2 separate regions of the Homo sapiens genome follow, and region 1 is linked to region 2. The links are chromatin loops, found by intact Hi-C in ENCODE. Cell type or tissue: Calu3. All regions are shown on one strand. Links, peaks and the distances in the headings refer to the core of each region. The heading gives the core; the rest is flanking DNA.

Region 1 (15,204 bases), core at 4,900-9,899, 53 kb after region 2:
GACTCAGTTGGAGCAGTGCCCAGTGTAATAGAGGTGTGGACGAGGTGTGGAGGGAATCAGATTCCAGCCAGGTCCAAGACATGGCCAGGAAGCTTCTTTGATAGGGCAGGGCAGGGGTCTCCAAGCCACTCCTCAGTTTCTCAGCGCCTCCTCAGAGCAGCCTGGCTGGCTTTCCACATGCCAGCCGAGGTCTAAAACAAGGTTCTTCAACCCTGGCACCATTGACAATTTGGGCCAGATAATTTTTTTTTTTTTTTTTTGAGACGGAGCCTCCCTCTGTCACCCAGGTGGAGTGCAGTGGTGTGATCTTGGCTCATTGCAACCTCTGCCTCCCAGGTTCAAGCGATTCTCTTGCCTCAGCTTCCCAAGTAGTTGGGATTACAGGTGCCTGCCACCACACCCAGCTAATTTTTGTATTTTTAGTAGACATGGGGTTTTCACCATGTTGGCTAGGCTGGTGTCGAACTCCTGACCTCAAGTGATCTGCCCGCCTTGGCCTCCCAAGGTGCTGGGATTACAGGTGTGAGCCACCGGCGCCTGGCCTGTAATCCTGTAGATAATTTTGTCCTGGGGGCTGTCCTGTGCCCTGTAGGATTTTTAGCAGTATCCCTGGCTTCTATCTACTGGTGTCAGTGGCATCCCCCCACAGTTGTGACAACCAAAAATGTCTCTAGGCATTGCTGAGTCCTCTGGGGGGTAAAGTCTCCCTTGTTTGAGAAGGTTTACAGAAAGGAGTCAGTCACTAAAGAAAGTGTGAAAACTGGGAGAGTAGGTCAATGACTTGGACACACAGGGCTGGGTTGGAGTCTTAGTGCTGCCATGTTCCTGTGGGTGGCCTCAGGCGTCACGGCCCCTCCCTGAGCCTGAGATGACCTGGCAAAGCGAGCCAAGGTGCAGAGAGTGAGCAGCTGTTCCAGGCAGAGGAGAATGGCAAGTACAAAGGCGCAGAGGGAGGAGCCAGCGTGGCATCTCTGAGGAGAGCGAGTGTGGCTGGCGCAGAGAGTGGCTGGAAGAAGGCAGACGACGAGGGTGGAGAGAGCTGGGGCCAGATCACACAGGTGCTGGTGGGGAAAGAGCCTGGATTTTATTCCCAGCGCAGGGCACTGTTGCGGGGTGAAGGTCTGGATGCTTCTCACTGACTTTCCCTTGCCCTCCAGGCATGAAGCTCCACAAATGCGCCCTGTGCAGCAAGTCCTTCAGCCGCCGTGCCCACCTCGCCGAGCATCAGCGCGCCCACACGGGCAACTACAAGTTCCGCTGTGCTGGCTGCGCCAAGGGCTTTTCCCGCCACAAATACCTCAAAGATCACCGCTGTCGTCTCGGCCCCCAAAAGGACAAGGACCTGCAAACCCGGCGGCCCCCCCAGAGGAGGGCAGCCCCCCGCAGTTGCGGCAGTGGTGGGCGCAAGGTGCTGACCCCCTTGCCTGACCCGCTGGGGCTGGAGGAGCTGAAGGACACAGGGGCTGGGCTGGTGCCCGAGGCTGTCCCCGGCAAGCCGCCCTTCGCAGAGCCGGACGCGGTGCTGTCCATCGTTGTGGGTGGTGCGGTGGGCGCGGAAACTGAGCTGGTGGTACCTGGACACGCTGAGGGGCTGGGCTCCAACCTGGCTCTGGCGGAGCTGCAGGCTGGGGCCGAGGGCCCATGTGCCATGCTCGCTGTGCCCGTCTACATCCAGGCCTCCGAGTGACGGACCTGAGGTGTCTGTTTCCTGGGCAGGCCTGATGCTCCTGTTTGGGTCCAGGGCCCCTGGGGGCAGACCGGTGATCCTTACCAGTGGAAGCGAGCCATCGAGCCATTGGCAGAAATCCTGCTGAATGTCATTCAGAAACCTCAGCCCATGGTCGCCCTCCTGTGCCCCTCTCCTGCCGGAAAGCCCTGCAACATTCTAGGGTTGGGGGCAGGGCCATCCACGGTTTCTGGGCAGAGCCATGGTGGCAGGAGAGAGATGGCTGAAGCCTGAGCAGCCCAGAGTCCCGCTGGTCTAGGCTGGTGGTCGGGGCCCCTGGGAGAGGAGACAGGGCATTCCTCCCCACTCTGTCTCCAGGCTGCCTCTGGGTAGCCTCTAGTCTGCTGTTCTTCAGGAGGCCTGCCATAAACTCTTCGGAGTTTACGTGTTGCACCTTTTCACAGACGGTTCCCCACAGCATCCTCAGACAGCTCTGTGATGTAGCTTTTAGGAGGCACTCAGGTGTCACGGCTAGACTGCAGCTATGAGACAGATCTGGCTTCAAATCCAAGAGTTGCCATGCACTTGCTGTGTGACCTTGGGCAAGTCACTTCACTTCTCTGAGCCCCGTGTTCCTCATCTGTACAATGGGGCTTACGATACTACTACCTCATAGGGTTGTCCTGGGGATCCAGTATGATGAAGTGCGCCAGGGGCTTGGCATGGTGCCCGGCACGCAGAAAGTGCTCAATAAATGTTTTTGTCATAACGTGTCCGGGTGGCCTGGGCCAAGCTGTGGCAGTTTCCTTCTTTGCCCCTAGGTGGCAGCACTCCCCCTCTGAAGCTTGTGGTGGCTGAGGGGTCCCAGGCCCCTCACACAGGGAGCCCTGGAGAGATGATAAGGGAAGCAAGGCTGGGCACGGCAGCTCATGCCTGTAATCCCAGCACTTTGGGAGGCCAAGGTGGGCTGATCACCTGAGATCAGGAGTTTGAGACCAGTCTGGCCAACATGGCAAAACCTCGTCTCTAGTAAAAATACAAAAATTAACCGGGTGTGGTGGTGCACACCTGTATTCCCAGCTACTTGGGAGGCTGAGGCGGGAGAATCACTTGAACCCAGGAGACAGAGGTTGCAGTGAGCTGAGATCGTGCCACTGCACTCCAGTGTGGGAGACAGAGTGAGACCCTGTCTCAAAAAAAAAAAAAAAAAATTAGCTGGGCATGGTGGTGGGTGCCTGCAGTCCCAGATATGCTGGAGGCTAATGTGGGAGGATCACTTGAGCCCAGGAGGTTGAGGCTGCAGTGAGCTGAGATTGTGCCACTGCATTCCAGCCTGGGCAACTGAGCAAGACCCTGTCTCAAAGATTTAAAAAAAAAGAAAAGAAACGAAAAAAAAGAAAGGAAATTGGGAACACCCATCCACAGAAAACAGTCCAGGACAACACCCCATGGGGGTCGGGGTTTGTACTCACTTGTGGGAATTCAGGATAGTTAGCCACCTCCAAATCCGTTGTAAACAAGATCAGAAATCCCTCTCGTGTCGGCATCTGGAGGCCATCAATGTCACCGCGTCCAGTGCTTCCTCCTACCTCTCAGCTGGTCCCGGTGGGAGGTGGACCGGGCTCATGAGGAGGCGGGAAGGAGAAAAGGGCCTTGACTAGTGTTTTCCTGTTTATCTTCACAGCCACCCTTCTGGGCTGTTGGACTCCATTTGATGACTGAATTGTTTTGAAGGCTGGCAGGTCCCTCAGGCATCTGTGTTGGATCTCAGGGCTGGAACTCAGAGCCAGGCCCAGCTTCCCACATCCTCAGGAAGGGTGTGACGCGGCAGGAGGGACAGAGTTGATGGGGGTGAGGTGTGTAAGTGTACCGGCCTGCACAAAGGCCCGAGGGGGACTGGTGGGGACAGGAAGTCAGAGGGGATGCCCCTGGAGCTGGGCCTTGGCCCGGGGTGCTTTGATGGGTGGATGGATAGGGGAAGGTGTGCTGGGTGAGAGCAGGGCGCGTGCAAACACCTTGGGGTGGGACAGTGCCAGGCCTGCTATGTTCTGGGGCCGGCGGATGTTCCAGGGTGACCAGAGGTCTCAGAGGAGTAGGTGGATAATGATCATGGCTGTTGCTTCACCTTCTCCACACGAGGGACACTGTGCCAGGCTATTTACAGTCACGTCGCCTCAGCCTGTCATGTGAGTGCTGTTACTTTCTGTATTTTACAGCTGAGAAAACCCAGGCCCAGAGGGGTAAACTTCCTTACCCAAGCTCACACAGCCAGGAAAGCTGCAGAGCTGGGACTCAAGCCACGGCAGCCTGCCTCCATGGGTTCTTAGCCACTTTCCACGATTGAAGTGTGGGTTGATGAATCAGAGAGGGCCTTAGATGTGGGTTAAGGAATCTGGACTTTATTCTCCACATAATGAAGGGGAGTCATGGGAGACAGTGAACATTTTTAAAAGTTGTAACAATGGCATTGAAAGAAATGTGAAGAACGACATCTTCAGCCGGGTGTGGTGGCTCACTCCTATAATCCCAGCACTTTGGGAGGCCGAGGCGGGTGGATCACCCGATGTCAGGAGTTTGAGACTATCCTGGCCAACATGGTGAAACCCCATCTCTACTAATAATACAAAAAAATTAGCTGGGCGTGGTGGCACATGCCAGTAATCTCAGCTACTTGGGAGGCTGAGGCAGGAGAATCGCTTGAACCCGGGAGGCAGAGTTTGCAGTGAGCTGAGATCCCGTGACATTGCACTCCAATCTGGGTGACAAGAGTGAAACTCCATCTCAAAAAAAGAAAAAAAAATGACATCTTCTTCCTAATATAACTATTTAAGTGGTTTTTCTATAGCTTCTTCCTGTCAGTGCACACAGGCATACACGTCTACTGGTAATCACGAGAACTAACATTTATTAGTTATCGAATGAATGCCTGGCACCATCCCCAGCACCTCAATGTAGGCACTACTTTTAAGCCCATTTTGCAGCTGAGATGAGGCAACAGGCACATTAAGGTTAAGCAGCCCAAAGTCACACAGGAGGGAAGTAGCAGAGCCAAGCCACAGATAAGGACATACCAAGATCAGCTATAATGTTTAACAGAAAGTTGGTGACAAATCCCAGCACTTTGAGAGGCCGAGGCAGGCAGATCACGAGGACAGGATATCAAGACCATCCTGGCTAACATGGTGAAACCCTGTCTCTACTAAAAATACAAAAAATTAGCCAGATGTGGTGGCCCTGGAGCTGGTCCCAGCTACTTGGGAGGCTGAGGCAGGAGAATCGCTTGAACCTGGGAGGCGGAGGTTGCAGTGAGCCGAGATCATGCCACTGCTCTCCAGCTTGGGGGAGAGCAAGACTCTGTCTCATTAAATAAATAAATAAATAAATAAATAAATAAATAAATAATAAAAAAGAAAGTTGGAGATAGCTGCTCCAGGACCCCAGGGTCTGCCACCGAACTCCAAGATGCTGGACAGAGTGGAGCATAAAAAGGGGCTGGCCTAGGCATCCAGGGTCTCACTCCACCCCCAGAAAGATCACAGTTTTTTTACCGGGTGTGGTGGCTCACTCCTGTAATCCCAGCACTTTGGGAGGCCAAGATGGGCGGATCACCTGAGGTCAGGGGTTCGAGACCAGCTTGGCCAACATGGCGAAACCCCATCTCTACTACAAAAAATTAGCCATTCGTGGTTGCATGTGCCTGTGATCCCAGCTACTTGGGAAGCCAAGGCAGGAGAATTTGTAGAATCCGGGAGACGGAGGTTGCAGTGAGCCGAGATCTCACCATTGCACTGCAGCCAGGGTGACAGAGTAAACTCATGGACAGACTCTTACTCTAAGAGTAAACTCTGTCTCAAAAAAAAAAAAAAAAAAAAAGAGAAAGATTACAGTCTTTGGTATCAAGCAGAGCTGGGTTTGAATTCTGGCTCTGCCCCCTCCTAGCTGTGTGACTATGGCGAGTCACTTCACCTTTCTGAACCTCAGTTTCCTTGTGTCAGTGTGGAGAATAATAGTACCTACCTGGCGAGGTTGATGTCACAATTCACGGAAATAATTCAGGTAAAGCAGAGATCACAAATTGGCCGCTCATGGCAGCCTCCAGACAGTTTGGCATTCACAGTGTCTGAAAAAGTAAGCCAACGTTTAAAAACAAATTTAAAATATACTACAGTGGTGAAGTGTCAGGAATGACACAAGGATGCCTGCTGTTATGACTCCAATATTACATTAGTGGCCTGGCCAGAATAATAGAGCAAGAAAAAGAAATAAATAGTATCAGGATTGGAAAGGGTGAGATAATAGCAAGGGTGCTGAAATAATAGCAAGATCAATATATACAAATCTACTATGCTCCTATACTCCAGAAGCAATTAGAAAATGTAAAAAATTGGGACATTTGGGCCAGGCGTGGTGGCTTACACCTGTAATCCCAGAACTCTGGCAGGCTGAGGTGGGTGGATCATGAGGTCAGGAGATTGAGACCAACCTGGCCAACGTGGCAAAACCCTGTCTCTACTAAAAAATACAAAAAATTAGCCGAGCATGGTGGTGCGTGCCTGTAATCCCAGCTACTCAGGAGGCTGAGGCTGGAGAATCACTTGAACTGGGGAGGTGAAGGTTGCAGTGAGCTGAGATCATGCCACTGCACTCCAGCCTGGGCAACGGAGTGAGACTCTGTCTCAAAATAAATAAATAAATATATAAATAAACAAAAAAACTCATTTCCTCTGATAAGTTTTCCTTGGCCAATCTGTGTAACATAGCCCCACCTCCATCATTCTCGAATTCCTTACCCTATTTTATTTTTATACGTCACCCTTGACATTATATTAGACATTTGTTTATTGTCTGTTGTCCTCATTAGAAACAAAAGGTCCACAAAGGCATCGACTTTTGTCTGTTTTGTTCCTGAAGTATCTACAGTGCTTAGACCTTCCCAGGAATTGTTCAATCAATATTTGTCGAATGAATAAACAACAGCACTTTGAGAGAAGAAGGCTCACTTTACCCACCCGCTCCTCTCACCCCAGGGAGACCAGAGAATCTGTCATGTAGACCGAGATATGACTGACCCAGGGTCCTGGGAAGTAATGTCTGATATAAAAGGATATCTTCCTTTGTTCAAAGAGGGAGCAGAGAATATCTGGGCCAAATGACTAAGGCAGGTGGCTTGGAAGTCTCGACAGAGCAGGTGGAAGTCGACAGAGCAGGTGTCCCTGTGGCCCAGGGAACTGGTTGGACTAGTTTTGTCTCCTTTGGGGAGGAAGGAGTGGAGGTGGCAGCTACGGGTGCTCCCAACCCCCAAGGCTGCCAGCAAGTGACCCCCCCACACACAAGGCTTTCAGGGCCTGAAGGGTGGTGATCAGGGAGGTGAGCAGGCTCCATCTAAGGATTGGCAGTGACTTCTTACTAGCTGAGGGTGCCTCAGGTAGGCTTAGGCACAGAACCCAACTTTAGGGCCTTGCGTCCTTTGAAGAATCACAGAGAATAAACAGGCCCAGGGAGAGAAAAGGTCTTGTCCAAAGTCTCATCAAGGCAAGGCTGCTTCCCAGGCCACTGCTACCTCAGTCCACTTATTTATTGATTAAATATTTCTTGAGTACCTATGACGTGCCAAGCATAGTTCTTTGATGATACATCATGAGCAAAACAATCATTTGTGGAGATCCTTTGTGGAGGAAGCAGAAGATAAACAACAAAGTAAATAAGTAAGTTATAGATGTTAGGAGGTGACGAGGACTATAGAGAAGGAAAAAAAGTAGAGGTGAGTAGAGGTTTTGAGAGTTTGGAGGGTGCTGGTGTGTTTGAGGAAGAGTAGAGGGGCCAGTGTGATTGGAGTGAGGCACTGGAAAGGGGGAGGGCAAGGAGGTGACAGGAAAATCATGACATCATGTAGGGACTTGAGGGACATTGAAAGGACTTTGGGTTTTACTTGAGGGACGTGGAGAGCCATTGGAGGATTGTGAGCATTCAGTGACTGGATCCGACATACATATGTATGTCCAGTGTCAAAACATATATATGTGTGTGTGTGTACATATATGTATATATATATGTGTGTGTATATATATATGTCAGATGTCAAAAAAATATATATATATAATTTTTTTTTTCCTGAGACAGAGTCTCTCTCTGTCACCCAGGCTGGAGTGCAGTGGCGTGATCTCAGCTCACTGCAACCTCCAACTCCCAGATTCAAGCGATTCTCGTGCCCCTGCCTCCTGAGACTACAGGTGCATGCCACCATGCCCAGCTAATTTTTGTATTTTTAGTAAAGATAGGGTTTCACCATGTTACCCAGGCTGGTCTTGAACTCCTGGCCTCAAGTGATCCGCCTGCCTCGGCCTCCCAAAATGCTGGGATTATAGGGATGAGCCACTGTGCCCAGCCAAACACATATTTTTTAAAGGATACCTCTGCTTACCATGTAGAGAATGAGCTGGAAGGAATAAAGATGGAGACAGGAAGGCCAATGAGGAAGAGTATTAGGTTCCTCTTGCTTCTGTAATAAAGAATCAGAAACTTAGTGGCTTAAACCAACACAGATCTTATCACTCTGGAGGTCAGAAGTCTGATATGGTTCCCACTGGACTAAAATCAAGTGTTGGCAGGGCTTTGTCCTTCCGGAGGCTCTAGGGGAGAATCTGTTCCATTGTCTTTTCCGGTTTCTAGAAGCCACCTGCATTCCTTGGCTTGTGGCACCTTTCTCCATTCAAAGGCAGAAGGGCAGCATCCTGCCAGTCTCTGACTCTGAAACCTCTTGCTTCTGTTTTGTGATTACATTGAGGCCAGCTGGATAATCCACAATAAGCTCATCATTTCAAACTCCTTAACACTTCTACAAAGTCCATTTAAGGTGAGATTCTGGGGATGAGGACATGGACGTCTTTGAAGGACCATTATCCTGCCCACCAGGAGGCTACTGCAATAGTGCAGGCAAGAGATGATGGTGGCTTTGACCAGAGTAACCGCAATGAAGATGGTAAGAAATGATAGCTTTCTGGATATATTTTGATGATAGAGCCAACAGGATATTCTAAGGGATTGGATGTGGACTTTTCCTTCCTCGTGCAGGTAGACTTCTAGTCTACCTGTGCCTTGGGCCTGCGCCTGGGTGAGGATGAGGGTTTCCCTGGGGTAAAGTCCAGGGAGTCACAGTCATTGACTGGAGCCTGTGTGGCCGTCTAGGGCCTGCTGCATGGCCTGCATGTGGTCAGACAAATGGGTATGGAGTAGGCCCTGTAACCCACCATTAGCACAAGTGTAGGGTCCTTTCTGGTCAACAGTTTCACCCACCTCCCCCTCACTCCTCACTTAACCCCTCAAGTTCTGCTGGGTTGGGCCTTTCCTGCCCCCATCGCTTACTTTGCCCCACTCCCCTGGGAGGTGAGACCTGCTCCCAGGCCCACCACACTTTATTTATTTACCTGTTTGTAGGTGTGAGTGTCTCTCTGTTCATTCATTATTTGCATGTAGGCAGAATAGCACAGTGGCTAAACTGGTTGCCTTTACAGTAAGAATCCCAGCTCTGCCTCCTACAAGTGTGTGATCTTAGGCAAGCTGTCCAACCTCTGTTAATGTATAAAATGGGAACAATAAAGCCTACCTCATATAGTTGTTGTGTGGGCTAAATGAGGTAATGCATGTAAAATCCTCGGCTCAGTGTCTGGCTTAGCATAAAGTGCTGATGAAGATTCTCTGTTATTTTCTCACGGTTCAAGTGCCAACCAGTCCACTCAATAATGGTGTGATCTTCGGCAAGTTATTCAACCTCTCCAAGCTTCTGTTTCCTCAGCTGTAATCTGTAACTACCTCATAGAACTATAGTTGGATGATTAAATGAGATAATCTGGCTGGGCGTGATGGCTGACACCTGTAATCCCAGCACTTTGAGAGGCCAAGGGGGGAGAATCAGTTGAGTCCAGCGGTTTAGGACCAGCTTGGGCAACATAGGGAGACCCTGTCTCTACAAAAGATACAAAAATTAGCTGGGTGTGGTGGCACACACCTGTGGTCACAGCTACTCGGGAGGCTGAGGTGGGAGGATCGCTTGAGCCTGGGAGGCAGAGGTTGCAGTGAGCCATGATCGTGCCACTGCACTCCAGCCTGGGTGACAGAGTGAGACCCTGTCTCAAAAAATAAAATAAAATAAAAATAAGTAAATAAATGAGATATTCTATGTAAGCTGTCAGAGTGAGAGCTCCGTGGATGTTAATGATTATTATTCCTGTTGTTATTATTTCATAAATATCTGTTGAATACATACTCTGTGCTAAGGCCTTTGTCTGTGTTGTCACTGAATCATCAGAATGGCCTGGTGAGGAATATAGTGTTATTTCTGTTTCACAGACAGGAAAACCAAGGCAGGTAAAGCACATGGCTGAATGGCAGAGCCCCAATTCTAATCTAGGTCTGTGTGGTAGGCACCAAAACATGTTCCCTCTTCATTACTTCAACGCACTTTTAAAAATTGAGATAAGGGGCCGGGCGCAGTGGCTCACGCCTGTAATCCCAGCACTTTGGGAGGTTGAGGTGGGCAGATCATGAGGTCAGGAGTTTGAGACCAGCCTGGCCAACATGGTGAAACCTGTCTGTACTAAAAATACAAAAATTAGCTGGGCGTGGTGGCGCATGCCTGTAATCTCAGCTACTCAGGAGGCTGAGGCAGGAGAACTGCTTGAACCGGGACCCGGGAGGCGGAGGTTGCAGTGAGCCGAGATCGTGCCATTGCACTCCAGCCTGGGCAACAAGAGTGAAACTCTGTCTCAAAAAAAAAAAAAAAAAAAAATTGAGATAAGGCCGGGCGTGGTGTTTGTAGCCTGTAATCCAAAACTTTGGGAGGCCAAGGTAGGCGGATCTCCTGAGGTCAGGAGTTCGAGACCAGCCTGGCCAAAATGGGGAAACCCTGTCTCCACTGAAAATACAAAAATTAGCCAGGTGTAGTGGTGGGCACTTGAAACTGGGTGGTAGAGGTTGCTGTGAGCCGAGATTGTGCCACTGCACTCCAGCCTGGGCAACAAAGCGAGACTCTTTGTCTCAAACAATAAAAATAAAAATTGAGATAAAATTCACATGACATAAAATTCACCATTTTGGTCGGGTGCGGTGGCTGATGCCTGTAATCCCAGGACTTTGGGATGCTGAGGCGGGCGGATCACCTGAGGTCAGGAGTTTGAGACCACCCTGGCCAACATAGGGAAACCCCATCTCTACTAAAAATGCAAAAAATTAGCCAGGTGTGGTGGCAATACCTGTAATCTCAGCTACTCAGGAGGCTGAGGCAGGATAATTGCTTGAACCTGGGAGGCAGAGGTTGCAGTGAGCCAAGATTGCACCACTCCACTCCAGCCTGGGCAACAGAGTGAGACTCCATCTACCAAAAAAAAAAAAAAAAAAACCTCACCATTTTAACTAAAGTATACAATGCAGCTCTTTTTTATTACATTCACAATATTGTGTAACCATCGCCACAATCTAGTTACATAACATTTTCGTCATCCCAAAAAGAAACCCTGTACCCATTAAGCAGTCATTCTCCTTTTTCCCCCTCTCTGGACCCTGGCAACCACTAATCTGCTTTCTATCTCTATGGATTTGACTATTTTGGACATTTCATATAGGGTCAGCCTGGGTGACAGGGTCTCACTTTGTCACCCAGGCTGGAGTAGAGTGATGAAATCACAGCTCACTGCAGCCTCGAACTCCTGGGCTCAAGTGATCCTTCCACCTTAGCCTCCTGAGTAACTGAGACTACAGGCACACACCACCATGCCCGGCTAATTTTATTTATTATTATTATTATTTTGTATAGCTGGGGTGTCACTATGTTACCTAGGCTGGTCTTGAACTCCTGGGCTCCTGCGATCCTCCTGCCTTGGCCTCCCAACGTGCTGGGATTACAGGCATGAGCCACAGGGCCTGGCCTCATTCCTTTGCATTTGGATACCCAGCTGTCTTAGCACCATTTGTTGAAAAGACTATGCTTCCCCCATTTAATGGTCTTAGCACACTTGTTGAAAATCAATTGACTATAGATGTATAGGTTTATTTTTGTACTCTTGACTCTATTCAATTGATCGATAAACTTCTTTATTGTAGCTTTGCAGTAAGTTTTGAAATCAGGACATGCGAATCTTTCAACTTTATTTTTCTTTTTGAATATTGTTTTGACTATTCAGGGTCTCTTGCGATTCCATATGAGGTGTGGGATAAACTTGTCCATTTCTGCAAAAAATGCAGCTCAGATTTTGAAAGACTTGTATTGAATCTGTTGAGCAATTTGGAGAGTGTTGCTGTCTTAACAATTAAGTCTTCTAATCCATGGACATGGAATGTGTTTCCATTTATTTATGTCTTCCTTGATTTCTTTCAACAAGGTTTGGTACTTTTCAGAGGACAAGCCTTTCCTTTCCGTGGTTAAATTTATTGCTAAATGTTTTATTATTTTTGATGCTATTGTAAATGGAAATGATTCTTAATATCATTTTCATATTGCTCGTTGCTAATGTACAGAAATACAACTGATTTTTGTGTGTTGATATTGTTGAACTTTGCTGAACTCATTTTAGTTCTAATAGCTTTCTGTGTATTCTTTAGGTTTTTCTCTATATGAGATCATGTCATCTACAAATAGAAATAGTTTTACCTCTGCTTTTCCAATCTGGATGCCTTTTATTTATTTTTCTTGCTTAATTGCCCTGGCAAGAACTTTCAGTACAATGTTGATTGGAAGTGATGAGAGTAGGCATCCTTATCTTATTCCTGATCTTAGGGGGAAAGCTTTCGGCCTTTGTCTTCACCATTAAGTGTGATGTTAGCTGTGGGTTTTGCACAGATGCCTTTTACCAGGTTGAGAAGTTCTCTCCTCTTCCTAGTTGGCTGAGTGTTTCAGGTTTTGTTTTTTTGTTTGTTTGTTTTTTGTTTAATCAGGAGAGAATGTTGGATGAACTCTTTTTTACAACTAAAAATCAGCGAAGTCCTCTGTATTTAATTTGGTATAATTATGTGAGACCAAGTTTCATAATTAAGGTTTTATTTCATAATTTTTTTGATTTTTTGGGACAGAGTTTCACTCTTGTTGCCCAGACTGGAGTGTGATGGTGTGATCTCGGCTCACCGCAACCTCCGCCTCCCAGGTTCAAGCAATTCTCCTGCCTCAGCCTCCCGAGTAGCTGGGATTACAGGCATGCACCACCACGCCTGGCTAATTTTGTATTTTTAGTAGAGATGGGGTTTCTCCATGTTGAGGCTGGTCTCAAACTCCTGTCGTCAGGTGATCCGCCCATCTCGGCCTCCCAAAGTGCTGGGATTACAGGCGTGAGCCACCGTGCCCGGCCTCATTTCATAATTAATGTTTTCAAAGAAGGTTACAAATATATGGCTGGGTATCTTTAACCATGTGACTTTAGTCAATTCCTACTTCTTTGGGCCTCAGTTTCCTCAACTGTAAAATGGAGGTGGATAGTAATGCTTACTTCATGGGGCTTAGAGGGATGATGGAGATAAGATGGGATTTTTGTGTGCAAAGGCACTTTGCAAATAAAAACTATTCTTCTGTTGCTGCTCTTATTAGAGATACTTTGTGTGTGTATTTTTGTTGTTGTTGTTCGTTTCTTTTTTGAGACAGGGTCTCCCTCTGTTGCCCAGGCTGGAGTGCATTGGCGTCATCATAGCTCACTGTAGCTTTGAACTCCTGGGCCCAAGCAATTTTTCCACCTCAGCTTCCCAAGTAGCCCAGACTACAGGCTTGCACCACCATGCCTGGCTAATTTTTAAATTTTTTTCTAGAGAAGAGATCTCACTATGTTGCCCAGGATGGTGTTGAACTGTGGCCTCAAGCAATCCTCCCACCTTGGTTTCCCAAAGTGCTGAGATTACAGGCATGAGCTGCCATGCCCAGCTAGAGATGTTATTTATTTATTTATTTATTTATTTACTTATTTACTTATTTTTGAGATGGAGTCTTGCTATGTCGCCCCGGCTGGAGTGCAGTGGCATGATCTCGGCTCACTGCAACCTCCACTTCCTGGGTTCAAGTGATTCTCCTGCCTCAGCCTCCTGAGTGGCTGGGATTACAGGTGTGCACCACCATGCTTGGCTCATTTTCGCATTTTTTAAGTAGACTTGGGGTTTCACCATGTTGGCCAGGCTGGTCTCGAACTCCTGAGCTCAAGTGATCCATCCACCTCGGCCTCTCAAAGTGCTAGGATTACAGGCATGAGCCACCATGCCCAGCCTGGAGATGTTGTTTTAAATTGTAATATAACATGTTTAATAAAGTACATAAGATACATAAAGGGCAATCGTCTTAAGTATAAAAACTGATTAATTTGTATACAGCCATGTGAACACCTCTGGATCCTGCTATTGAACCTGTTAGCACCTTGTAAGGGTCCTCTTCCTGGTCTGTACCTCCCTGGAGGTAACCATTATTCTGATTCCTAACACCATGGATTAGTTTTGCCTGTTTTTGAGCTTCGTATATATGGAGTCATACAAGCTTTTGTATCTGGTTTCTTTCACTCAGCATAATATCTGTGAGTCATCCAAATTCTTGCATGTATCAGTGGCTCATTCTTTTTCACACAGTTTTGAATAAGTTAATACGAGTTGGTCAAAGTTTGAAAAGGCTGTGCATTTGTCTGAGAGACCAGAAAAATACAGGCCAGCAAAGCCCAGGGCTCTCCAGTATTGAGCCAGTCCACTCTGTGAATCTCTATTTATGGCAGCTGAATTCTCAGCCAGGATGGCAGCTACTTTGCCCATGTGTCACCACTTCCCATCCCATACCCTGGGTAGACATCACAAATCCATCTTGAGCACTTTTTTTTCTTTTTTTGAGACAGTGTCTCACTCTGTCACTCAGGCTGGAGGGCAGTTGCATGTTCACAGCTCACTGCAGCCTCAACCTCCTGGGCTCAAGTGATCCTCCTGCCTCAGCCTCTCGAATAACTGGGACCATAGGTGTGTGCCACCATGCCCAGGTAATTTTTAATTATTTCTTGAGACTGAGTGTCCCTATGTCGCCCAGGCTGGTCTCAAACTCCTGGGTTCAAGCAATCTTCCCATCTTGGCCTCCCAAAGTGCTGAGATTACAGGTGTGAGTCGCCATGCCGGGCCAATCTTGGCACTTTTTTTTACAAGAACTTCTGATGCAGCCTCAAAATTCTTTTCAACCCAGCGGTCCAGGTGGCCAACACTAATTGCTTGTAGTTGGTACTTGATATAGTTTGGCTGTGTCCCCACTCAAATCTCATCTTGAATTATATCTCCCATAATTCCCATTGTTGTGGGAGGGACCTGGTACGAGATAATTAAATCATGGCAGCGGTTTCTCCCATACTGTTCTTGTGGTAGTGAATAAGTGTCATGAGATCTGGTGGTTTTATAAGGAGAAACCCCTTTCTCTTGGCTCTCATTCTCTCTTTGCCCGTTGCTATCCATGTAAGACGGGACTTACTCTTCCTTGACTTCTGCCATGATTGTGAGGCTTCCCCTGCCATATGGAACTATAAGTCCAATTAAACCTCTTTCTTTTTGTA
Region 2 (15,204 bases), core at 6,372-11,371:
TTTAATTTAACTTAATTTTTTATTTTTTTGTGACACTCTCACTCTGTCACCCAAGCTGGACTGGGGTGGTGCGATCTTGGCTCACTGCAACCTCTGCCTCCCAGGTTCAAGCGATTCTCCTGCCTCAGCCTCTTGAGTAGCTGGGATTACAGGCGCTTACCACCACGCCTGACTAATTTTGTATTTTTTAGTAGAGACGGGGTTTCACCATGTTGGCCAGGCTAGTCTCGAACTCTTGACCTCAAGTGATCTGCCCGCCTTGGCCTCCAAAGTGATGGGATTGCAGGCGTGAGGCACTGTGTCCAGCCAGCCTTTTTTATTTTTATTTGTAGAGACAGGATCTCACTCTGTCTCCAAAGCTGGAGTGCAGTAGTGCATTCATAGCTCACTGCAGCCTCAAACTCCTGGGCTCAAGTGATCCTCCCACCTCAGCCTCCCAGGTGCGTGCCAGGACACCCAGCCAATTTTTTAAATTTTCTAGAGATGAGGTCTTGCTATGTTGCCCAGGTTGATCTTGAACTCCTAGCATCAAGCAGTCCTCCTGCATTGACTTCCCAAAGTGTTAGGATTACAGGCATGAGGCACTGTACCCACCCTGCATTTGTTTAAATTTTTTTATTTTGAAATCACTTTTTCTGTAGATTCACATGCAGTTGTGGGAAATGATAAAGAGAGATCCCACGTGTCCTTGACCCCATTTCCCCTGGTGTAACATTTTGCACAACTACAGTGTGTTACCACCAGTCAACATACAGAACAGGGGCATCACTCCAAGGAGTTGCCCTTTTATAGCCACACCCTAAATCCTCCCCTTCTCCCACCATCCTTGATGCCTGGCAACCACTAATCTGTCTCCATTTGTAAAATTTTGTGATTTCAAGAATACTATATAAATGAAATCATAAAGTGTATACCATTGAGATGGGCTTTTTTCACCCGTCATAATTCCCTAGTGATTCATCCAAGTTGTTGTGTATAGCAATAGTTTGTTCCTTTTTATTGCTTAGTAGTATTCCATAGTATGGCTATTTCACCATTTAACCACTCACTGAAGAACATCTGAACTGTTTCCAGTTTTTACTATTTTTTTTTTTAGACCCTGTCTCAAAAAAAAAAAAAAGTAAAAACTGGAAACAGTTCAGATGTTCTTCTGAACCATTTCCTACACCCTCTATCTCCTCTACTACCTTCTGGCCCTCCTCCCCCACTCTAGTGGGGCTTAAGCCCCCCACCATTCTGAAACTGCCTCTGCAAAAATTGTAACAGTGAGAAAATCATGACAGAGAAAGACGCCTGACCTAACCAATCCCTACCTTGCCTTTAACCTCCAAACTGCCCTTAGTCATCCCCGGGCTTGGGCCAAGCTAACTTCGGCAGAAATTTAATTTACAGTTTAAATGATAATAGCCCTTCCCCAAAACTAAACTGTCTTTGTAAAGCTATTGAAAGACCACCAGGTTTTCACCTGGGCAACATGGGGAGATTCCATCTCAAAGTGTTCACTGTTGCCCAGGCTGGAGTGCAGTGGCATGATCTTGGCTCACTGCAACCTCCACATCCCAAGTTCAAGCGATTCTCCTGCCTCAGCCTCCCGAGTAGCTGGGACTACAGGTGCGTGCCTCCACACCCAGCTAATTTTTTCTATTTTTAGTAGGGACGGGTTTCACCATGTTGCCCAGGCTAAATTTTTTACTGTTATACCTAAAAGTGCTATGAACATTTGTATACAGATTTGCACACAAATGCTAAAACACTCACAATTTTGCATAAAATGGTAGAAGATTCACTGAAGCTTGTTCAGGAGAGCTTGAACCCCAGGCTTGAAACTCCAGATATTGGAAGGAAGTAGACTGGGGTGAGTGAGACTGCCCAGGGACAGCATGAGAGGCAGAGGTGAGAGAGTCCAGACAAAGGAACAAAGGACAAAGTGTTTCCTCAAAATGGAAACACTTAGGGGGTGGCCAGGAGAAGAGAGTAAAGGAGGCACAGAAAGGTAGAGAAGACCCAGGAAGGCTGTGCCCTGGAGCCAAGAACAGAGTGTTTCAGGGAGTGGCAGGTGCTGCCAGATGGTCTTTGGTGATGATGGGGAAAGTGTTTTGGTGGAACTGTAACCATCCAATGGGTTCATTTTGCCTGCTGCCCAGATACAGCCAATTTATCAAGACAGGGGAATTGCGACAGAGAAAAAGTTACATTCACACAGAGCCAGCTGAACAGGAGACTGGAATTGTGTTATTACTCAAATCAGCCTCCTAGAAAATTCAGAGACTAGGTTTTTTATTTTTATTTATTTATTTATTTTTTATTTTTTATTTTTTGAGACGTAGTCTCGCTCTGTTGCCCAGGCTGGAGTGCAATGGCGTGATCTCACCTCACTGCAACCTCCGCCTCCTGGGTTCACGCCATTCTCCTGCCTCAGCCTCCCAAGTAGCTGGGACTGCAGGCACCTGCCACCATGCCCGGCTAATTTTTTATATTTTTAGTAAGGATGGGGTTTTACCGTATTAGCCAGGATGGTCTTGATCTCCTGACCTCATGATCTGCCCACCTTGGCCTCCCAAAATGCTGGGATTACAGGCGTGAGCCACCATGCCCAGCCAGACACTAGGTTTTTTCAAAGATAGTTTGGGGGACAAGGGAATGGGTGCTGTTGATTGGTTGGAGGTGCAATCATAGAGTTGTGGAAAATGGTCCTCCTACATGCAGAGTCTGCTTCTGGGTGGGGCTGCAGGACTCATTGGCGAGTCTACGTGGAGCCATTGGTTGTCAGAAATGCAAAAATCTGAAAAGATATCTCAAAAGGCTAATCTTAGGTTCTATAATAATGATGTTGGGGCCAGGTGCGGTGGCTCACACCTGTAACCCCAGCACTTTGGGAGGTCAAGGCGGGCAGATCACCTGAGGTCAGGAGTTTGAGACCAGCCTGACCAACATGGAGAAACCCTGTCATTACTAAAAGTACAAAATTAGCCAGGCATGGGGGCGTGTGCCTATAATCCCAGCTACTCGGGAGGCTGAGGCAGGAAAGTTGCTTGAACCCGGGAGACAGAGGTTGCAGTGAGCCAAGATTGCGCCATTGCACTCCAGCCTGGGCAACAAGAGTGAAACTCCATCTCAAAAAAAAAAAAAAAAGTTGGCCAGGCGTGGTGGCTCATGCCTGTATTCCCAGCACTTTGGGAGGCCAAGGTGGGAGGATCCCTTGAGTGCAAGAGTTTGAGACTGTCCTGGGCAACATAGGGAGATTCTATCTCAAAATAATAATAATGATAATAATATTATATGCAGGAGTAATTGGGGAAGTTGCAAATCTTGTGATCTCTGGAATAATGGCTGGTAATATTTATGTCTACACCTTACCAGAATGTAGGTTCCTCTTATCCTCCTAACCTCATGGTCTTTCATTAGCTTCACAAAGGAGGGTTAGTTTTGGGGAAGGGCTATTATCATTTAAACTGTAAACTAAATTTCTCCCTAGTTATCTTGGCCCAAGCCCAGGGATTACTAAGGGCAGTTTGGAGGTTAAAGGCAAGATGGGGGTTCGTTAGGTCAGGTGTCTTTCACTGTCATGATTTTCTCACTTTGCAACTTTTTCAAAGGTGGTTCCAGATAGTGGAGGGCTTAAGTCCCACTAGAGTGGGGAAGGAGAACTGGAAGGTGGTAGAAGAGATAGAGGGTGTAGGTGACCCTCATGGGATACTTGCCATTGAAGGGAGGAGAGATGGAAACATGAATTTGCAGGAGGGCACTCTGGAGAGACTGATCGTGTGTAGCTGTGGATGGTTCCCAGGCACAGTGTGGTGAGAGTTGGTGGAGAGTGGCTTCTGAGGAGCAGGAGGAGATGGAGGGGAGGGCTGCGCTGGCAGCGTCAGGAGGGACACAGCCTGCATTGTGACAAGGGAAGGCATGGATTCAGTTTGGCTGCAGTAGCTGATGGTTTCAATTTTTTATTTTATTTTATTTTATTTTTGAGACGGAGTCTCACTCTGTCACCCAGGCTGGAGTGCAGTGGCGCCATCTCCGCTCACTGCAACCTCCACCTCCCGGGTTCAAGCAGTTCTCTGCCTCAGCCTCCCTAGTAGCTGGGATTACAGGCACCCACCACCATGCCCAGCTAATTTTTGTATTTTTAGTAGAGATGGGGTTTCACCATCTTGGCCAGGCTAGTCTTGAATTCCTAACCTCGTGATTCACCCGCCCCTGCCTCCCAAAGTGCTGGAATTACAGGCGTGAGCCACCATGCCCGGCCAGAGATAACTGGTCTGATGGTTTCAATTTGCATTGCAGTTAGAAGCTGGGGAAGACATCCCAGTAAAAGCTGAGAGGTTGGAGGCAGAGCATCGGCTGTGGGGTCATAGAGAGGAGGCACCATCTGGGTCTTTTGGGAGTGGCACAGTGTGCCTTGGTGGCCACTGAGATGTGAGGAGGCCTGTCATCCGGCTAGTGACATGGCCAGACAGTGTACTACTGTGAACTTCAACTGTGATAACTGATTAGAAAACATGGAAGAAGTCAGTTTCTCGATCCCCCAGCCACCAATTCAGAGTCTATTGTTTATTGCAGAACAAAAAAGATAGACACACATTGAGAAATAAGGAAGGCAAGGACGCCCGCGTGCACACAGATTTGTGGGGTTTGGGGAGTGTGCATGAGGAAAACTGGCTAACGTGATTTCTGGAGGGACTTTGTCACCTAGGATTAGCGTCAGCCATGAGTAAGACAGGCCCCACGTCACAGTGGCTTCAACAGGCTGGAAGGTTATTTCTTTCACATGAAAGTCCAGAGGAAGGCAGTCTAAGATAGGAAGATGGCTGTGTTCTACAAGGTTCTCAGAGGCCCAGGATTTATCCAGCTTTTTTTTTTGAGACAGAGTTTCGCTCTTGTTGCCCAGGCTGGAGTGCAGTGGCAGGATCTCAGCTCACTGCAACCTCTGCCTCCTGGGTCCAAGTGATTCTCCTGCCTCAGTCTCCCAAGTAGTTGGGATTACAGGCACACACCACCACGCCCAGCTAATTTTGTATTTTTAGTAGAGACAGGGTCTCACCATGTTGGCCAGGATGGTCTCGAACTCCTGACCTCAGGTGCTCTGCCCGCCTTGGCCACCCAGAGTGTTGGGATTACAGGCGTGAGCCACTGCGCCTGGCTCCATCCAGCTTTTTATCCTACGATCCTAAGGTTGTCCTTATGATCCAGGATGGTGGATTGAGTTGCTACCACCATATTCTTATTCTGGGAAGTGGAAAGGAGGATGGGACAAAGAAGAGGGTCACATATCAGGCAGTTTTAAGAAAACTTTCCAGAAGCTGCCACATAGCACATTTACATTCCTTTGGCCAGAACTTAGTCATTCCCTAACTGTAAGAGAGCCTGGGAAGTGTAACCTTTATTTGGGGGCCATCTTTGCAGCCCAAAATCTTGGGCTCTCTCACAATGGAAATAGAAGAGAATGTATATTGGGGCATAGCCGGCCATCCTTGCCATGGGGTTTTGTCTTGCTTGAGACAGGGTCTTGCTCTGTCAAGAGCAAGTACAGTGGAGTGAGGTGATATGATCATGGCTCACTGTACCCTTGACCATCCAGGCTCAAGCAGTCCTCCCGCCTCAGCCTCCCTAGTAGCTGGGACCACAGGCATGCACCACCAAGCCTACCTAAATTTTGTATTTTTTTGTAGAGGTGGAGTCTCACTATGTTGCTGCCTAGAATGGTCTTAAACTCCTGGGCTCAAGCGATCTCCCACCTTAGCCTCCCATGGTGCTGGGATTACAGGTCTGAGCCACCGTACCCAGCCGCCACAGGGGTTTTGCCTGGGTCTGGCTTGTAAGGGTGATGTCAGAGCATGATGCTGGGCCTACCTTCCAAAGAGGCTGCACTTCTTTTTTCAGGAATGGACAATCAGACCGTTCTGGCTGTCCAGTCATTATTGGATGGCCAAGGAGCAGTCCCTGATCCGACAGGCCAGAGTGTCAATGCGCCCCCTGCTATCCAGCCATTGGGTGAGTATCTGCTCAGGTTCACCGGTGGGAGAGTGAATGGCTCCCCGCGAAGAGTAGGTGGAGCTTGTGCTGGGCTGTGGGAGTGAAATGCTTGCTGTGGTCCCCAGGACATGCTCTGGTGTCTGAACCCTCTCCCCCGCCTCCCAGCCGGGATCTTTGGGCTCACGGCTTTCTCTGCTTAGCTCTGAGGACACTGCTCTCAATTGCTTAGTAAATGTGGGGAGATGGGATCAAGATGCAGGGAATGGCTAAGGGCCCCAATGCCTGACAACAATGCCTGTGCCTTTGCCCTGGAAGTGATTATTCAGCCTCCCTTCTGTGGAAAGAATAGGCTGAGCATGAATTGCTCCTGTTTACTGGGCCAGGCCTGTAAGGGTCTTCTTTTTTTTTTTTTTCTTTTTTTTCTTTTTGAGACAGAGTGTTACTCTGTCCTCCAGGCTGGAGTGCAGGGCACGATCTTGGCTCACTGCAACCTCCACCTCCTAGGTTCAAGCAATTCTCATACCTCAGCCTCCTGCGTAGCTGGGATTACAGGCGTGCGCCACCACGCCTGGCTAATTTTTTGTATTTTTAATAGAGATGGGGTTTCACCATGTTGGCCAGGCTGGTCTCAAACGCCTGACCTAAGGTGATCTGCTCACCTCAGCCTCCTAAAGTGCTGGGATTACCTGCATGAGCCACTGCACCTGGCCTGTAAGGGCCTTCTTTTGGAAGTTTCTATGTGAGACTGTGTTCATTTATTCATTCCACAAACATTTTTGTGTACTTGGGAATCACACTAGGGGCAGGGAGATAAATGGCTGGGTTTGAATTATTGTTCTTATAGTTCTTAGCTCTGTGACCGTGGGCAAGTGAGTGAATTTCTCTGTGGTTCAGTTCCTACACCTGTAAAATAGGGACAATTGTTCTGCCTCATAGGAATCTTATGAGAGTACTTGGGATTTGGTTCTAGCTGTTGAAGTTTACCATGGTTTCTACAAGATTAAAGTTTGTTTCTGTGTTACGCGAAGTCCTGATGGGCATTTGGGCATTTGGGGTGGGCATGGTGAGACTCAGACTCCTTCTTTCCTGTGGCTCTACTGCCCTCGAGCTGCAGCCCGGGATGGCTGCTCTAGCTCCCACTTTGATTGGCACATTCCAGCCAACATGAAGGGAAGAAAGAGGGAAGTGGAATTCATACCCTTTCGTTTTGTTTTGTTTTTGAGATGGAGTCTTGCTCTGTCGCCCAGGCTGGAGTGCAGTGGCGCGATCTCGGCTCACTGCAACCTCCGCCTCCCGGGTTCAAGCAATCCTCCTGCCTCAGCCTCCTGAGTAGCTGGGATTACAGGTGCCCGCCACCATGCCCAGCTAATTTTTGTATTTTTAGTAGAGATGGGGTTTCACCACGTTGGTCAGGCTGGTCTCAAACCCCCTGACCTCATGATCACCCGCCTCGGCCTCCCAAAGTGCTGGGATTGCAGGCGTGAGCCACACCGCCCGGCCAAGTCGAGACAGGATTTCATCATGTTGGCCTGGCTGGTCTCGAACTCCTGACCTCAGGTGATCCACCCACTTCAGCTTCCCAAAGTGCAGAGATTACAGGCGTGAACCACCATGCCTGGCCAAAAAACTTCTCTTTAATTAAAAAAAAAAAATAGAGATAGGGTCTCTCTGTGCTGCCCAGGCTGGTCTTGAACTCCTGAGCTCAAGCAATCCTCCCACCTCAGCCTGCCAATGTACTGGGATTGCAGGCATGAGCCACAGTGCCCTGTCCATGCCCTTTCCTTTTCCTTTTATGAGGAAGTTGCAGATACGGTACAGTTCTATTGTTGTCCCATTGGTGAGAATTCTGTCACATGACATTCCTAGCTGCAGAGAAGCCTGGGAAATATATTATTTAACTATGAAGCCATGTTTCCCACTGAAATTTGTATTATTGTATAAGAAGGATACGAGTTGAGAGTGGTGTGCACTATGATCATGCCTGTGAATAGCCACTGTGCTGCAGCCTGGGCAACACAACAGGACCCTGTCTCTCTCTTTTTTTTTTTTTTTTTGAGACGGAGTTTTGCTCATGTTGCCCAGGCTGGAGTGCAATGGCATGATCTTGGCTTACTGCTACCTCTGTCTCCTGGGTTCAAGTGATTCTCCTGCTTCAGCCTCCTGAGTAGCTGGGACTACAGGCACCTGCCACCACACCCGGCTAATTTTTGTATTTTTGGTAGAGACGGGGTTTCGCCATGTTGGCCAGGCTGGTCTCGAACTCGTGACCCTCAGGTGATCCGCCTGCCTCAGCCTCACAAACTGCTGGGATTACAGGCGTGAGCCACCGCACCCTGCCCAATTTTTTTTTTTTTTTTTTTTTTTGAGACAGAGTCTTGCTCTGTTGCCCAGGCTGGAGTGCAGTGGTGTGATCTCGCTCACTGCAACCTCCACCTCCTGGGTTTAAGCAATTCTCCTGCCTCAGCCTCCTGAGTAGCTGAGATTACAGGCATGCACCATCATGCCCAGCTAATTTTGTATTTTTAGGAGAGCTGGGGTTTCACCATGTTGGCCAGGCTGGTCATGAATTCCTGACCTCAAGTGATCCACCCACCTTGGCCTCCCAAAGTGCTAGGATTACAGGTGTGAGTGAGCCACCTCGCCTGGCAACCCGTCTCTTAAAAAAATAAATAAATAAAAAAGGATACAATTAGAATTGAATAACAATTAGACATTTCTGCTACCACATGTTGGGTGCTTGACACAGTGAGCGCATAGCTGTGGTAGGCCCTCAGCAATGGATGGTGTTAACTGTAGTTAATCATTCATTTAGTTTTTCATTCATTCAACAAACGTCCATTGAGAACCTCCTCTGTGTCCAGGAGATATTGTAGTTATGGTGATAAATAAGACACATGTCCTTCCCTTAGGGGACTCACAGTCTGGTGTTGATAAGAAAACTGTTATATGATAGGTGTGCCAGAGGAAGGAACTATAGCCGCTGGCTTTAGAAAAACTTCCTGGAGAGGTCGGTGCAGTGGCTCACGCCTGTAATCCCAGCACTTTGGGAGGCTGAGGTGAGTGGATCCCTTGAGGTCAGGAAGTTCGAGACCAGCCTGGTCAACGTGGTGAAACCCCGTCTCTACTAAAAATACAAAAATTAGCCGGGCGTGGTGGCGCATGCCTGTAATCCCAGCTACTGGGGTGGCTGAGGCAGGAGAATCGCATGAATATGGGAGGCAGAGGTTGCAGAGAGCTGAGATTGTGCCACTGCACCCCAGCCTGGGCAGCAAGAGTGAAACTCTCTCTCAGAAAGAAAAAAAAAAAAAGAAAAGAAAAGGAAAGAAAAAGAAAAAAAGACTTCTTGGAAGAGGTGACAGTCAAGCTGAGGCTTGCAGAACAAGTTGTCCTCAGAGAGGCAGCCTGGCAGGGCGAACGGTGGATGCAAAGGCATGGGAGGAGTATGATCAGGTGGCTCATTTGGGGACTGATGAATAAATTCAGACAGGATAAAGGTTCTGGAGTTCTCAACTTTGTAGTGAACATACTTTACTGTTTTTTGATTTCTAATTAATTGGTACCTGGCCACATATGGCTATCCCTGCAGGAAACTGTGTGGTTTTTTTTCTTTTTTTTGAGATGGAGTCTCGCTCTGTTGCCCAGGCTGGAGTGCAGTGGCACGATCTGGGCTCACTGCAACCTCTGCCTCCTGGGTTCAAGCAATTCTCCTGCCTCAGCCTCCCGAGTAGCTGGGACTATAGGCGCGCACCACCATGCCCAGCTAATTTTTGTATTTTTAGTGGAGATGGGGTTTCGCCATGTTGTCCAGGCTGATCTTGAACTCCTGACCTCAGGTGATCCACCCTCCAAGGCCTCGCAAAGTGCTGGGATTACAGGCATGAGCCACTGTGCCTGGCCACCTGTGTGGCTTCGAAAACTCCCAGGAAGCACATAGTTGATGGCTGACACCTGCATGTCAAGTCGCAGCATGCCCCCCAGATTGCTGCTTGTGGTCAGCTGCAGTTCTCCTGTCTCATACTGTGATGCCCCTTGACATAGTCTTGCTTTTTTTTCATTACTTTACCTTCATCTGTGGCCTCTTCCCACTACTCTGCGGGTATGACCCCAGATGACGAGGATGTATTTCTCTGCGGGAAGTGTAAGAAGCAATTCAACTCGCTGCCAGCGTTTATGACCCACAAGCGGGAACAGTGCCAGGGGAATGCCCCCGCCCTGGCCACAGTCTCACTGGCCACCAACAGCATCTACCCACCTTCGGCAGCACCCACAGCGGTCCAGCAGGCCCCAACTCCTGCCAATCGCCAGGTATTTGTTCATTTATTCATTCAACATGTCTTTTTTGAGGGCCTAACATGCTCAGGCACTGTGCTGGGCACTGGGGCTATAGCAATGGATAAGACAGACCAAGTCCCTGCCCTTGTGGAGTGGGGCGAGATGGATGGTGCACATGTACTGTTTTCAGCATGTTAAATGCGGAGAGATAGGGGATGCCAGACGGGGATGGGAGGTTTTGCCATATTGTCTATCGTGCTTGGGGAAGAGCTCTGTGAAGAGGTGACCAGGAAGAATACTATATAGCAGGTAAAAGGTTTTGTATGAAAAATCAAATTGTAGAATAATAAGTAGATAATATATTATTATTTTTAAAATCTGAAACAATAGTACTATATAATTTCCGCAGTTACTTAAATAAGTAGGAAGAACATACCAGATAGACCTAAGGAGGTGTGGGAATGAGTTATGCGGCTGGTTTGGGGAAGGAAGCAGGAGCCAGGTGCAGGGATCAGCAGATGCAGAGGCCTTGAGGCAGGAGTGTGCTGGGTTTGTTCCAGAACTATAAGGAGGTGAGAGTGGCTGGGACTGAGTAAGTAGGAAGGTGGGAGGTGCTAGGAGAGGCAGCAGGAGGGTCTTGGCAGATCGTGTAGGGTCTGGGCCTTTTTTTTTTTTTTTTTTTGAGACGGAGTCTTGCTCTGTTGCCCAGGCTGGAGTGCAGTGGCGCCATCTCGGCTCACCGCAAGCTCCGCCTCCTGGGTTCACGCCATTCTCCTGCCTCAGCCTCCCAAGTAGCTGGGACTACAGGTGCCCGCCACCACACCAGGCTGATTTTTGTATTTTTAGTAGAGACGGGGTTTCACCATGTTAGCCAGGATGGTCTCAATCTCCTGACCTCGTGATCTGCCCGCCTCGGCCTCCCAAAGTGCTGGGATTACAGGCGTGAGCCACCGCGCCCGGCCTTTTTTTTTTTTTTTTTTTTTTGAGACGGAGTTTCACTCTTGTTGCCCAGGATGGAGTGCAGTGGCAGGATCTCGGCTCACTGCAACCTCCGCCTCCTGGGTTCAAGTGATTCTCCTGCCTCAGCCTCCAGAGTAGCTGGGACTACAGGCGCGCACCACCACGCCCAGCTGATTTTTGTATTTTTAGTAGAGATGGGGTTTCACCATGTTGGCCAAGATATTCTCGATCTCCTGACCTTGTGATCTCCCCGCCTCGGCCGCCCAAAGTGCCAGGATAACAAGTGTGAGCCACCACACCCAGCCGCTGGGGCTTTTACTGAGAATGACATGGGAGCCATTGGAGGCTGTCAAGCAGAGGAGGGACATAGTGACTTTTATCAGGTCACTCTGGCTGCTGGACAGAGAATAGGTTTTGAGGGAGGGTGAGAGAGAAAGCCAGGAGACCCGTTGAGGGACTGTAGTGCAAATCCAGGCAGTGGATGCGGGTAGCTTGACCAGCATGTTGGCAGTGGAGGTGGTGAGAAAGTGTGAGATTTTAGAAATACTTTGAAGGTGTTGCTGATAGAACTTGTGAATTGATTGGGTGAGGAGTGTGAGATCAAGAAGGGTCACAGAGGACTCCTGATTTAGAGTTGCCACTAGCTGAAGGGAGGAGGCTGTGAGGAGAAGGTTTTGGGGGGATGTCAGGAGTTCAGCTGGGCACGTTGAAGTTGAGATGCCTGCCAACCTTTAAACGGAGGCAGTGACAAAGTAGACAATGTAGATTTCCAAGTCCGGAGGCCAGAGCAGAGGACAAGGCTGGAGGCATCTGGGGAAGCTTCCAGAGTCCTCAGCCGAAAACACGGTTCTGGAGCAAAGACACCCTGGATAGGGGGCTCATAGAAAGACTAAAGGATCCCTCATAAAGGAGGCTGGGCATATCTCAGGATGCCAGGTCAAGGGGTCAGATTTTCAACTGGCTTCCTTTTCTTTCCTTATCCCTTTAGAACATTATCTTCATTCATTGTATAGGTGTCATTTCTGCCATCACTATGAAAGCATTCACCCCAGACCCATAGGACATATAGACTGAAACAGGCATCTTCTGGCATAAAACAGTCATTTTGGCCGGGCGCGGTGGCTCACGCCTGTAATCCCAGCACTTTGGGAGGCCGAGGCGGGCGGATCACGAGGTCAGGAGATCGAGACCATCCCGGCTAAAACGGTGAAACCCCGTCTCTACTAAAAATACAAAAAATTAGCCGGGCGTAGTGGCGGGCGCCTGTAGTCCCAGCTACTTGGGAGGCTGAGGCAGGAGAATGGCGTGGACCCGGGAGGCGGAGCTTGCAGTGAGCCGAGGTCCCGCCACTGCACTCCAGCCTGGGCGACAGAGCGAGACTCCGTCTCAAAAAAAAAAAAAAAAAAAAAAAAAAAACACAGTCATTTTTCTCACTGCTTGACTGTGAGTTTTGCTAGTAGAAAATATTCCCCTCACCATCTCTTACCTTTTTTTTTTTTTTTTTGAGACAAGGTCTTACTGTCGCTCAGGCTGGCCTTGGCTCACTGCAACCTCCATCTGCCAGGTTCAAGTGATTCTCCTGCCTCAGCCTCCTGAGTAGCTGGGACTACAGACACCCGCCACCATGCCCAGCTAATTTTTGTATTTTTATTGGAGATGGGGTTTCACTGTTGGCCAGGCTGGTCTCGAACTCCTGACCTCAAGTGATCCGCCTGTCTTGGCCTCCCAAAGTGCTGGAATTACAGGCATGAGCCACCGTGCCACACCAGATATTCTTCTTGACCTAAGATACTTGTGGACTTCATGTGGACATGTGTTCAGTGTTTCTCTAGCATAGATACAAGGAAGTATTTTTTTTTCTCTTGAGATGGAGTCTCACTCTGTCGCCAGGCTGGAGTGCAGTGGCACGATCTCAGCTCACTGCAACCTCCATCTCCCAGGTTCAAGCGGTTCTCCTGCCTCAGCCTCCTGAGTAGCTGGGACTACAGGCGCGCACTACCACGCCTAGCTACTTTTTGTATTTTTAGTAGAGATGGGGTTTCACCACGTTGGCCAGGATGGTCTCGATCTCTTGACCTCGTGATCTGCCCGCCTCAGCCTCCCAAAGTGCTGGGATTACAGGCGTGAGCCACCATGCCTGGCTGATACAAGGAAGTATTATTACTGAGTCATAGGGTATGTACTTTGCAGAGGGATGTGAGTTATTCTCCTCATTTGTTTTTTCTTTCATTCCGTTTTTGTTTGTTTGTTTTTAGAGACAGAGTCTCTAAAACCACACCAGCTGCGTGCAAAACCACACCGGCTAATTTTTGTATTTTTCTTGTAGAGACAGGGTTTCACCATGTTGCCCAGGCTGGTCTTGAACTCCTGGGTTCAAGTGATTCACCTGCCTCAGCCTCCCAAAATGCTGGGATTATAGTTGTGAGCCACCGTGCCCAGTCTTATCATCCTCATTCAGTAGATGATTAAATGGAGGCACAGAGAGGTAGAGTGACTTGCCCAGGGTCACACAGCAGGGAGCAGCAGAGGTAGAAATGGAATCCACGTCTGTGGGATTCCAGAACCTGGATCTTTTGTGCCATGCCCTCGGCTTACTTACAGAGCCTGACATGTCCACACATGCACACACGCACACATGAGCACACACACACTCTGTCTCTCTCCGTCTCACTCATTCTCTCTCTCCCACTGTCCAGATCTCCACATACATCACAGTGCCCCCGTCCCCACTGATCCAGACCCTGGTGCAGGGGAACATCTTGGTGAGCGATGATGTGCTCATGTCTGCCATGTCAGCCTTCACATCCCTGGACCAGCCCATGCCCCAGGGCCCCCCACCTGTGCAGGTAAGAAGGTGTGGGCTTCTCACAGGGTCTTGATTCCAGACCTGTACATTAACTCCTGCAGATTCAGAATCTTGTAGAATAAAGGGGGCCTGGCCCCAGCTCTCCCTGATGCTGAGGGAGGCTATCAGCTTTCCCTTGTCCAGCTCTGCTATAGATGGGGAAGCTGCTACGTCTAGGTGGGGACCCAGAACATGTGGGGCTTTGTCAATACAGTGCAGCTATTTTGACTTTTTTTTTTGAGATGGAGTCTCACTCTGTTGCCCAGGCTGGAGTGCAGTGGCACGATCTTGGCTCACTGCAACCTCTGCCTCCTGGGTTCAAGTGATTCTTCTGCCTCAGCCTCCTGAGTAGCTGAGATTACAGGCATGTGCCACCACAGCCAGCTAATTTTTTTTTGTATTTTTAGTAGAGACAGGTTTTCTCCATGTTGATCAGGCTGATCACGAACTCTTGACCTCAAGTGAGCCCCCCACCTCAGCCTCCTGAAGTGCTAGGATTACAGGTGTGAGCCACTGTGCCCAGCCAATTTTTGTATTTTTAATGGAGACGGGGTTTCACCATGTTGGCCAGGCTGGTCTCAAACTCCTGACCTCAGGTGATCCTCCCACCTTGGCCTCCCAAAGTGCTGGGATTACAGGATTACAGGTGTGAGCCACTGCACCCAGCCTGACTTTTGTTTTTGTTCTTTTTTTTTTTTTGAGACAGAGTCTTGCTCTGTTGCCCAGGCTGAAGTGCAGTGGTGCGATCTTGGCTCCCTGCAACTTCCACCTCCCAGGTCCAAGCAATTCTCCTGCCTCAACCTCCTGAGTAGCTGGGATTACAGGTGTGCGCCACCACGCCCAGCTGATTTTTGTATTTTTAGTAGAGATGGGGTTTCACTGTGTTGGTCAGGCTGGTCTCAAACTCATGACCTCAGGTGATCCACCTGCCTTGGCCCAAAGTGCTGGGATCACAGGTGTGCGCCACCGCGCCCAGCCTTGTTTTTATTCTTAACAAGTGTCCCATGTCTATTAGAAAAATAGAAAATGCACAGTAGCTCCCTGGGATTTAAAAAAAAAATTTTTGTAGAGATGACCATCTCCCTTTGTTGTCCAGGCTGATCTTGAACTCCTGGGCTCAAGGGATCCTCTAGTGTCGGCCTCTCAAAGTGCTG

Evidence for each region. Peaks named below come from ENCODE experiments on the same cell type or tissue, not always from the same donor. Only the 100,000 strongest peaks of a DNase experiment are listed, where the experiment ranks them.
Region 1: a loop joins it to region 2, with 4 times the contacts of the local background. A loop is called at or near these places in 10 of 110 quality-filtered maps.

Annotation. Positions count from the first base shown.
Region 1 is chr20:33,789,831-33,805,034 of GRCh38, forward strand. It overlaps ZNF341-AS1 (ZNF341 antisense RNA 1), which reads right to left. Exons shown (of 4, transcript NR_110623.1): 2 at 8,088-8,165; 3 at 5,684-5,786. It overlaps ZNF341 (zinc finger protein 341), which reads left to right. Exons shown (of 15, transcript NM_001282933.2): 15 at 1,158-2,439. The coding sequence ends at 1,687. Among named protein-coding and RNA genes, the nearest start is that of ZNF341-AS1, 14 kb to the right of the region's middle. RefSeq lists an enhancer at 2,313-2,607. In Calu3, for the core only: no CTCF peak of the experiment used is centred there; DNase peaks (open chromatin) are centred at 6,911 and 7,501.
Region 2 is chr20:33,735,022-33,750,225 of GRCh38, forward strand. It overlaps ZNF341 (zinc finger protein 341), which reads left to right. Exons shown (of 15, transcript NM_001282933.2): 2 at 5,881-5,991; 3 at 10,082-10,278; 4 at 13,902-14,051. Among named protein-coding and RNA genes, the nearest start is that of ZNF341, 11 kb to the left of the region's middle. In Calu3, for the core only: no CTCF peak of the experiment used is centred there; DNase peaks (open chromatin) are centred at 8,620 and 8,790.